Linked DNA regions of Mus musculus: region 2 is linked to region 1. Evidence: chromatin loops called from intact Hi-C (ENCODE). Cell type or tissue: heart. All regions are shown on one strand. Links, peaks and the distances in the headings refer to the core of each region. The heading gives the core; the rest is flanking DNA.

What was found. Hi-C counts contacts between places; a loop is a spot of excess contacts. Peaks named below come from ENCODE experiments on the same cell type or tissue, not always from the same donor. Only the 100,000 strongest peaks of a DNase experiment are listed, where the experiment ranks them.
Region 2: it touches region 1 in a loop (2.0-fold over the local background); 5 of 42 quality-filtered maps call a loop at or near these places.

Annotation. Positions count from the first base shown.
Region 1 is chr2:23,066,992-23,072,501 of GRCm38, reverse strand. Acbd5 (acyl-Coenzyme A binding domain containing 5) reads right to left here and starts at 3,430. Exons shown (of 14, transcript NM_001355637.1): 1 at 3,218-3,430; 2 at 2,883-3,051. The coding sequence starts at 3,232. In heart, for the core only: CTCF peaks have their summits at 2,831, 4,181 and 4,382; DNase peaks (open chromatin) are centred at 3,441 and 4,341; H3K4me3 peaks cover 2,909 bases; H3K27ac peaks cover 2,375 bases.
Region 2 is chr2:22,914,691-22,920,200 of GRCm38, reverse strand. Pdss1 (prenyl (solanesyl) diphosphate synthase, subunit 1) reads right to left here. Exons shown (of 11, transcript NM_019501.3): 6 at 4,888-4,999; 7 at 4,677-4,786. Among named protein-coding and RNA genes, the nearest start is that of Pdss1, 22 kb to the right of the region's middle. In heart, for the core only: no CTCF peak of the experiment used is centred there; no DNase peak of the experiment used is centred there.

The DNA.
Region 1 (5,510 bases), core at 407-5,406:
TTGCTGGGAATTGAACCCAGGACCTCTGGAAGAGCAGTCAGTGCTCTTAACCACTGAGCCATCTCTACAGCCCTGTAATTTTATTTTTATTTGTGCACTACGATTATAGATATGATCTACCATGCATGGCTTATACTAGTTTATTTATTTAACTGCTTATTTATTTGTATTTCTTTATTTATTGGCAGTATTGGGGACTGAAGCTTGGCCTTCAACATCCTAAGTAAGTGCATGCCAGTACTGGAGGAGGCCAGAAGAAGGCAGTGCACTCCCCAGAGCTGAAGTTATAGGTGGGATGGGCACTGGGAAATAAACTTGGGTCTTCTAAAAAGCAGCAGCACTCTTAACCAAGGAAGCACCTCCCTCACCCTCATTACTGTAAACTATAAATAAAAGTTAGGCAAAAAATAACAACAGCTTCAAGATCTCATTGCAAAATAATTCAAAGCCAACCAAATAATTTAAAATAACTCTGGAAAGACAGCATAAAGGCAGAGCACTTGCTTCGGATGTTGAAAGGCCAAGGTTCAATCCCAAATACTGCCAATAAGTAAAGAAATACAAGTGAACAAGTCACTAAATAAAGTATTACAAGCCATGCATGGTAGAGCACATCCAAAATCCTAGGACTCAGAAGCAGGAACAAGAAAATCTCCCAAATTTGAGGCCAGCTTGAGGTACACAGCAAGTTTTTGTCTAAAAAACAAAATACAAAAAAAAAAACTACAAAGATATTTAGCATCATTGTAGCAGATGTTGTTCAGATATATCAGTTAGCTTTAGGGACAGTGCATTAAGTGCTGACTAGCACACGTGCCTTTTTGTCTTTTTCCACAGGGAGGGGGGTTGTCTCTATTATTGATAGCTTCATGCCTGCTAAATGCCTACTCTGTCATCCAGCCAGGCCTGCCCCCACCCTTTTTTCTTTGAATATTAAACTCAAGGTCCCTGGCAACCTCTATCACTGAGACACAGCACACCACATCTGTTGCAAGGTCCATTTAACAAGTTTATCTTAATTTCTCAATACAAAAAAAAACAAAACAAAAACAAAAAACAAAACAAAACACCTTGGATCTTGCTTTGTAACCCAAACTGGGTAGCCTGCATTCCATTATATATAGATTTCTTAATACATAGAATATAAAATAATGAAGTAGTAAGAATAGAAAGATTGGGTCTAACATCAATTTTCAAAGATATATCAAATGCAGGGCTTAGAGAAGTGAACACACTACTTACATGAAATTCTGAAATCATACCTTCCTATAAATACTCCTAGTGGAACATTTAAAAAATCTCCATATCTGGAGCTGGAGAGGTGGCTCAAGTGTTAAGAGCACTAGCCACTCTTCCAAAGGACCTGCGTTCAAATCTCAGCGCCCACATAACAGTTCATGATCATAACTGTAACTCCAGTTCCAGGGGATCGGACATTCTCACACAGACATACTTGGGGGCAGAACACCAATGTAAATAAAATTTAAAACAATTTTTTTAGTAAATGTCTAATTGAGTTCTTATGCTATTTTCTTTTTTGTTTTTTGAGACAGGTTCTCATTATCCAGATCAGACTGGCCTTGAACTCGTAAGATCCAACTGCCTTTGCCTCTGGAGTCCTGAGATTAAAGGCATCCATCACCACACTGGTCTTATTACTCCTTCCTTCCTTCAGCTTATTTGGACTTACCCTTTAGTCTTCACTGTGTTCTCCTCCAATACAAAGTGAAACATAGACAACACCATGGAGCCTAGAGCTTCTACACAGTAAGCAAGTGATCCACTGCCAAATCAAAGCTCCAGCCCTCCTGATCCTCCAAGAAAGCTGGCATCGCAAAGCAGCCTGTGCCACTGATTCTGAAGGTGTGCAGGAACTAAATAAGGGCTTTGTACATGCCAACACATGCCCTACAAGCTTCCAAAACTATGCCTCCGGAAAATTTCTTACTGGAATGAACTATGCTTACTACTAATTTTTTAGCCAAATGATGATACATGAAAAGTGGGAAGATAGCTGGGCAATGGTGGCACACGCCTTTAATCCCAGCACTTGGGAGGCAGAGGCAGGCGGATTTCTGAGTTCGAGACCAGCCTGGTCTACAAAGTGAGTTCCAGGACAGCCAGGGCTACACGGAGAAACCCTGTCTCGAAAAAAAAAAAAAAAAAAAAAAAAGAAAAAGAAAAGAAAAGTGGGAAGACATTAAATACTATACAAATATAGTAATGTTATGTTTGACTTGGCCTACAAATCTAGCACACACAATAAAAATGCTTAAGATAATTTTAATCTAATTTATTATGAAAAGTAAATCACAATGCAAATGGATATAAAATTTCAAAGTAAAAGTCTCTCTTCCCAAGCTTCTCTATTTAGAACACTGAAAAAAAAATTTAGTGATGGAAAAAAAAATCCTTAACACTGGTCAGACAAAATTATAAAAAGTTTTACAAGCTGTTGCCAGGATACACACAAAGAAAACCGTACCTGACACATCATAGTCAAAATAATCATTTTACACGAGAATATAGTTGTCCTTTCCTTTCCGCTTCATATCAAAGTTTCTGAAGGTTCGGATTACACTTTTGAGTTAGGTAGCACCAGACATCCCTCCCCAGTTTTTGTTTTTGTTTTTTAACTTTCCCAAATCCACAGTCATTAAGTGATAAGACTTGTTCTCAAGAATATAAACTACTTAAAACCTAGATAATACGTCGCCTTTGGCCTCAAAAATCAGCGGTAATTAATTAGCATTCAATACCATTCTTTCAATTACATTTCTTTCAATTACATTTCTTTTAATGACAGAGCGAGAGGGGGCGCTAAATAAGGTAGACTAGAAGCAGCTGGAAAAGGTCTTTTACCTAGAGCCCACTGCACATACCATTTTTCGGCAAACTCTGGATCACCTTCACGGCCGCCTCAAATCTGGTTTCATACACTGACGGTGTGTCCGCCATCTCCAGCTGCCAGCGCCGGCCTCGGTCCCAAGGTCTGTCCGCGGTAATCACACAGCAGCAGCAGCACCAGCTTCCCCAAGAGCCTGCATGAAACTGAACACCGAGCGCAGCAGCGGATTAATGACAGGAGCATAGCTGGTCAATTCCCCTTTGCCTGCCCAATCAAGGCCACATCAACTCAGGTGGCCCGGTTCCTTCCTCCTTCGTGGGGCGTGTCTAAGAGTACATCCCAGCCAACAAAAACAGCCAAACAACTCACCGCGAGGAAGAGCATCTCTAGCAGCAGGCCTTGGAGGTTGAGCCGCCCGTGATAGCGGACCCTTTCTCCCACCCGGAAGATGCCGGCCAACCAATCACACCCCCCATTCCTGAGAAGTTCTGCCGTCGGTGGGCAGCCGCCCCACAGCCCCGCCCCAGAGTCACCGGAGGACCCACTAGCCTCCGCCGCCGCGGCCGCCGTGCAGCAAACCCCACCCACCCGCTCCGCCGCGGTGACGTGCACGGGCTGCGCGTTCTCAGAGGAGGGGAAAAGAGGCTGCAAGGCGCTCCGGCTGGGGTTGGTCTGTGGAGAACCCGGTGCTTGTTTATGTTCGGGCTGAGGACAGCAAGCCTGGTGACGCGCTAGGATTCTATGCCAGGTCCTAAAGGTGGCCCCTGGATACCGCTAGTGTTTAAAGAAAAGAAAAACACAAGAGTCGGTGGTCCTCAATGCCTAGCCTCGGGGTTAAACCGGAGAAGGGAGTGAATCATAAAAGTGGCTTCAAAACTTCTTTTGACATTTACTCTCTGTGACCTAGGAGAAGGCACTTGACCTCTTCTGTGGATATACAACACGCTAAAGGGGAGAAAGGGAGGATTAAGGGCAAGGATGGAAGGGCTTAGCCCTGGCCCCCAAGTCTGGGACAGCTTTCACCGTCTGGCCCCAAGGGTGGCCGCGGAGAGAGCAAAGGTGAGCGGTGGCGGCCTGCTGCGCAACACCTCCACTACCCACTCTCCAGGCCCAGGAGACAGGCACAGCCACGTCCAGCTCCGCCGGAGGCTAGGGATGGAGATGGTCGGTGAACAACGTAATGCCCGCGTTGTAGGCACTTAGGAAGCTCCCCGCAGGCGTAGAGTGCCGTGGCCTGGAAATCTCAAGGACGCCCCGCTGGGAACGTCAGTTTTGTCGGTTTAGGATGGGTTGGGAAGATTACTCGTAAAAATCTAGTTGCGAACTATAAGTCACTCTTCCCTTGGAGCCGCGATGTCGGCATTTACCTTGATATAGCCAAATGACTGGCAAGGCCTGTCCGTTTTGTCTCGACGCCTGCCCCGCACCTTGCCCCCGCGGGCTTATGGGAACTGTAGTCCCCCGGCGCTTCCGGACACCTTCCTCTGTAGGCTGGCGTAGTCCCCCTCCGGTTCCGGTTCGGTTTTTCCTTGTAGCCCACCCTTCCTGTGTGTGGCGGAAGTTCCTTTCTTCCGGATTGCGTTTGGGGCGTCTCCGAAGTACTTCTTAAGCTTCGAGCAGAAAGGAATCCTCTGACATAGCTTGTTTATCTGGGTATTGAGAACAGTGTCGTCTGAAGAGTTCTTTCAGGGCTCATGCGGCCTGTATTCAAAAGTACCCCAGAAACAGTTCCGGACTCACTGATCGTTTAATCAAAAAGACCAAAGGCACTGGAGGAACGCAGGCTTCACTAGAGAACCGCTCCCTAGTACTTCACCGCCTTCATATGTGTGATGTTTGGCAAACGTATGATCTGTTTCAAAAGCACTGTAAGGTGTTGATAGATGAGGAAATGATAGTTGACTTGCCCAAGGTCCTAAAATTTAATGATTTAGCAAGCGAGTGTCAGTCAAATCATAAAACCTGCTATGAATATGTGACTTGTCCTAATCATGTAAAAGGGAAACACAAGTTTTCTAACCTTCTCAACATGAGAACGCTTTGTGTGTTTATCTTTGCCTCACCTACTCTTTTCTTGAACTTGGGTGCTTCTCAGTCACTCCTAGTATACTCAGGTATATATATTCTGAAAAAGTGTTGGGTGTTTATTTTTAATACTTGATTTCGACAACTGCTCATTAGACTTATGTAATGAGCTACCCTACTGGTTCTGTAGATCATTAGTTACTAATGACAGACTAATGACAGCATATTTTGCCAGTGATTGCACTGAATTTATTTATTATAATTTGTTGTTGTTGTTTTCAAGACAGGGTTTCTCTGTATAGCCCTGGCTGTCCTGGAACTCACTCTGTAGACCAGGCTGGCCTCGAACTCAGAAATACACCTGCTTCTGCATCCCGAGTTATGGTGTTTCATCACTGCAATAATAACTCAAACTAACACAGCTGCCTATTACTTGAGAGAAGTTGCACGTAGGATAGTTACCAAGATGTGGAGCAGGAAGTAGAAGAAAATTGTGGGAATTTAACTCATGGGAATAAGTTATAAATGGATAAGAGTAGAAGCTCTGATGTGATATAGTGGAATGACTAGATAATCATGTGTGGTATGTTTCAAAAACTGGAAGGAAAATGTGATGTTTTTATTTCAAAGAAAAAAT
Region 2 (5,510 bases), core at 136-5,135, 150 kb after region 1:
CATTGTATCACAAAGATCTGGACTGTGATCTTGAACACAGTAATTTCCATAATCCAGAGGCTAAAGCAAGGAGAACATTGGTTGTTGGCCAGCTTGGGATACAGGGCAAACTTTTGCCTCAAACAAAATACAAGCCCCCCTGCAAATATGCAGTATAAATGTGTCAAAAACAAAGACAACTCAAAGAGAAAGAGAAGGGGGGGGGGAGAAGGGGAAGGGAGGGGAGCATTAATTATAAGTACTCTGCCCCAAAAGTCTGGTTACCTGGGCGCAAATCCTGAGAAGCCACATAAATGTGGAAGGAGAGAACCAACTCTACAAAGCTGTTGACCTCCACACAAATGCTGTGGCAGAAACCTCCCCAAATAGTAATAGAGTAAAAAATAAAGCAAAGCCACAAATGGCCATCAATGATCTCAATGTTTGGCTTCACTCAAGAAGTGGGAGATGTAATTTTGGATTGTCAGAAATAGAAAACTCTAGTGTAATTTCTGTTAGTGACGCCTCAGGCAAAGAGGACACACTCAGGAACTGCTGACAGTGGTGCACATGGCCTTATGCAAGAAAATCTGATGGTGCTTATCAAAACTACACGTATAATTGACTCTACCTTAACACTGAAAGCAAGCCCCACGACACACACACAGGCATTACTGTGGCTTGTAAGTCTATTATATTGAGATCCTAAATGCCTGTATATAGGAGTGATACTATGGCCACACAACTGATATTGTACAACCATGGGGTTTTCTTTTCTTTTCTTCTTTTTGTGATTGTTTTTCTTTTGGGACTCACTATATAGTCCTGGCTTCCTGGAACTTGCTACGTAGACCAACTGTGTCTCAAACTTCAAGATCTACCTTCCTGTTTCCTGGGATTAAAAAAAAAAAAAAAAAAAAAAAAGATGTGCACCACCACACTTCACTCTGTCCAGTTGTTTTTCTTTTTTTTCTTTTTTGGTTTTTCGAGACAGGGTCTCTCTGTATAGCCCTGACTGTCCTGGAACTCACTTTGTAGACCAGGCTGGCCTCGAACTCAGAAGTCCGCCTGCCTCTGCCTCTCGAGTGCTGGGATTAAAGGCGTGCACCAGCACGCCCAGCTGTCCAGCTGGTTTTAGAGGGAAGATTCTATAATCATTGTGAAATCATCCAGAATATAGTGTAGGTAGGCAGCCAGAAGAAACACTATGTAGTCTACTAATTTATTACAGGTTACAAAGAGTAAGAACTAATATGTATATATCTTACTTATGCAAGATGAAACAGAAGGAAGAACCCAAAGCACTAAGACCAATATGCTAGGTGAAGCAGATGGGAGAATGTCAACACATACAAGAAAGGGAGAGAAGGGTTTTGTTGTTGCTAATTCACACCAGAATCCCGGGGAACAAATGGTGGTTTTAACTGTCAGCTACAGAGTGTGTTTGGCATGATTATGTATACAAATAAATGGCGAACCATGTTTTGAAAATAACATCAATTCTATTTTAATATCATTTAAAGACACAAAGCAATTTCTCTAGCCAGCCCTTTCTGAGGATTTTAAATTTTTTTTGGCCAAAAACATAGAATGTAGATATAAGCTGTGGGGAGGCTTAGTAAGAAAAAAATGGTGTCTTTAGTAAACTAAATAAAGTCTGATAAATTTCCTTTAAATTCTCAATGCACTATGGAATCCCATTAGTTCTGTAATAATCTTTATCTCCAAATTCTTACTTCCCATCTTTGGCATGCCTAATTTCCTTTGAATGAATGTCTTTGGTCATATGTCTGCATCTTAAATACCAAGAGCATATAAAAATAGCCGTTTTAAATGCCTAACCCTCTGGAGTATTTCCATCCATGGTCACTTAAATGCAGAGCTGGTATTCAGAGCACTCGCACTGAGATTTTGCTGTTATCCAAGTAGGCAGCTCTGGGGCACTGCTAGCACACCTCGGTGTGGTCAGCACACAACACTTCTTTCATTTTTTTTTTTTTTTCACTTTACCTTCTTTCTCTCTCCTTTTCTCCCTCTTTAAAAAGAAAATTTGGAGTTTTCTTGGGGGCAGGGGAAGGTAATACCAGAGATTGAACCTAGGAATTTATGCTTGGTAAGCTATGCTCTACCACTAAGTTTTAGTCCTAGACTATTTCATTTTTAATCAGGATTGAGCTAAGTTTAAATACATGTCTACTGGTTACTTGTTAATTTTTTTATTGCATTTACTTAACGTGTACAGGTGTCTCTGCATATGGCTTCCCATCACTTGGGTGCTAGGGACTGAACCCAGGTGATCAGGTACCTCATAGGCCCTGTTTTCTTGATAATCACTGAAAAGCACAGGAGCTCCTCAGCACACACATTATCTCTGGCTGCTTAAGCAGAGTAGTAATGATGCCTTACCCTGGTGACACAGGTCCCTACGATTACACCACTGTGTGAACTGGTTCCTAGGCGGAGCTGCTCCTATGTGCCTAGAGAATGCGCATTTAGCATTTCTAAACTGCAGCAGCAAACTTGTGAACTTCTCTTGCATACTAGTAGCTCCTGAGGATGGATTGTTCCTTTTTTTATATAGTTTTTTTTTTTTTAAAACTATGTGTAAGGTCTCAGGCAATTCATATGTCAGAAATGAGCTAAAGCTAGAGTATAGTAGGATTTCTGGTGGTTAGATAAAAGTCTAGCATCCCTCAGGAACCTGTGAAACAGATTTTCCTTCCCCAAAGGAAGTCATTTCCCTTGCCTCTGGCAGAAGGAACATCAGAATGGACATATAGCTCCACTGACATGTACCCGTGGCTTCATGTCAAAGCCCCTGATAGACTCTAGGCACCTATAGTCCCTAATCACAAGTACCTGTTATACATTTCAAAATACAGACTACTTCTTTTTCTCTCTGTTCTGAACTCTTCCAAATGCCTCTGCTGTTTTCTTTCTCTTATTCATGATATAAACGTCCCCCAATAGAGCCTCTGCTTTGACAGTTTCGTTCCTGCACCCCTAACATACACAGCCTTAGCTAGCCTTGGAATTATGGCAATCCTCCAGCCTCAGCCTCAAGACTTGGATAACAGGAGCATGTTTCTCCATCGGTCTTGGAAGCCAGATCTTCCAGAAGAGGGTATCAGATTTTTTAGTTATAGGTGGTTGTGAGCTGCATGATTTAAGTGCGGGGAACTAAACTTAGGTCCTCTTTAAGAGCAGCAAACATTCTGAGGTTAAACTTTGTAAGATTTGACAACCAAACGTTAATAATAAAGCATCAATGCAGTAGCATTATGATACCCATTTATAAGATGTCTGTCATACTTTCATGTCTTCTTAAAAACCAGTATACCTGTAATTTCTCCCAAATGGAAATGTAATAGCTTTTTCAGGAAGACAAAGAGCTGTGACTGTGGCCAACCTATCCTATGCAATTCACATCTCTTTCAATTAGATCTTTTCATGAAGAAAGTGTTGTCCTCATTTTTTCTTTCTGGCCCACAAGTATGTTTCTTGAAGCATGGCAAAACAGCGGCATTGTTGTCAAAGGGCTAAAAGGCTCCTTTTCCCTATAATTTTCTAAGAGTGTTCCAAGACAGTCTAGATCTTACCTTACATGTTTCTTGTTGCCATGATCGCACAAGACTATTACATGGGACCATTGCTTGCCCAGGTTTCTTCTCTAAACCTGCTAGTTTGGGACATGCTCAGATAAACAATGTTTTATTTTTGAGACAGGATGTCATCTATAGCCCACGGTGGCCTAAAATTCACTATGTAGCCCTGGTTTGCTTTGAGCATATAATCTTCCTGTTTCTGCCTCCAAGGGCTAGGACTACAGGTATGCACCATCAAACACAGCTTCTCACAGGAACAGTTTTATAGAGAGACTGTTATTTGTGAACTAACAATGACTATCACATTTTAATACACAGATTAAAGACAGTGACTCAAATGTTTGGATAACACTGAGAGGCAGAGAGCACAGTGTAGGGAGGAGGTAAAGAGGACCAGAGAGACTGCGAAGAAGTTACTATTTAATTTATACTCTGAAAATTATGGCTTACATATAGGAGATATAATAAAATTGGTTAGATCTACTATTTATGAACAAGTATGTAGAATACTACTACAATCTAATAAACATTTTTCTCCCAGGTAAATATTTATGTGATAATTCAGTATTTCATAATTTAAAAGGTAAAATGTCAAAAATATCGAGTGATAACTGTGACAAAGAGTTGCTCAGAATTTTATATACGTTTGATTGGGAAATATCTTGATTTCACTCTTTTATCTACAAGTGTGTGACATGTTTGAGTATGGACACACGTGTGCCATGGCACGTGTGCAGAGAGTAGAACACAGTTCCTGGAATTGCTTCTGTCCTCTTTTAGGTCTCAGGTGTCTAACATCAGGAATCTGTGGCAAGTGCTTCTCTGGTGAGCTATCTTGTCAGCATAGACTAGGAAATATTTTGATTGATTCTTGGGGGAGGAAATATGACAGAAAAGTTCATTATTTCCATACCAGAAGAACACAAGGAAAGTGAGAACAACAAAGTGTCTGGGACGTAATGGTTTCTCTATGACGACTGGAATTTTAGGATGCTATTTTAAGGTTCTCTAATTAAATGTTTCTAGGAGAATTAGCCACTAAGAAATAAATGTGGGCTTTTTTCAACTTGAAAAAAGACAGAACGTACATACTGCTTTACAACTGTTGGCTATCAGGCTGGCTGTCTTCTTGAAGGTCTTCTCAAGGTAGTGGGCAAACCTTTCATTCTCATTTTCTTTTGACCCTAGCTGAAGAAATTCACCTATCAAGAAGGAGAAGGGTTACTTGAGATACGGTTTTATTGCCTGGCTAAATACCAGAACTGGTATTCTAAATAAAAAAGAAACATCAGAACCGACTTACCACGCACCAAATCTTCAATAACTTGGGCTAACATAGATACAACAGCTGTGTTTCCAATCCGTGCCAGAGCTACAGACGCTGCAGAAAGAATTAAATCTCCAGCAAGAACAGCCTGGAAAAAAAGAGAATAAAACATCACAGATAAAAAAGTTCACAGCTAGCTCAGCAGTTAGGCACTTGCCTAGCATACACAAAGCCTAGGTTTGATACCCAGGATATTAATGTTACCAGAACAAATTATCAGTTAAAAATTATACAGTCAAATTATATCGTACACTTTACATGCACACTAAAGATATACATCAGTACTACTCTGTTACACAGAAATGCTAGAGTTCACAGAATGTTTTACTCATAGGATTTCATGTTTTAAAAAGCTAGGCTGTCACAGAGAAGTGGTGGAGCATGCCTTTAATTCCAGTACTCTGAAGATGGAGGCAGGAGATTGCTTTGAGTTTACGGTCTGTTTGGTCTGCATGGCAAGTTCTAGGACAGCCAGGGTTACACAGAGAAACCCTGTCTCAAAAAGAGAAAAGAAAGAGAGAGAGAAAGAGAGAGAGGGAGAGAGAGAGAGAGAGAGAGAGAAAAGAAAGAAGGAAGGAAGGAGCAAGTAAGCAAGCTAG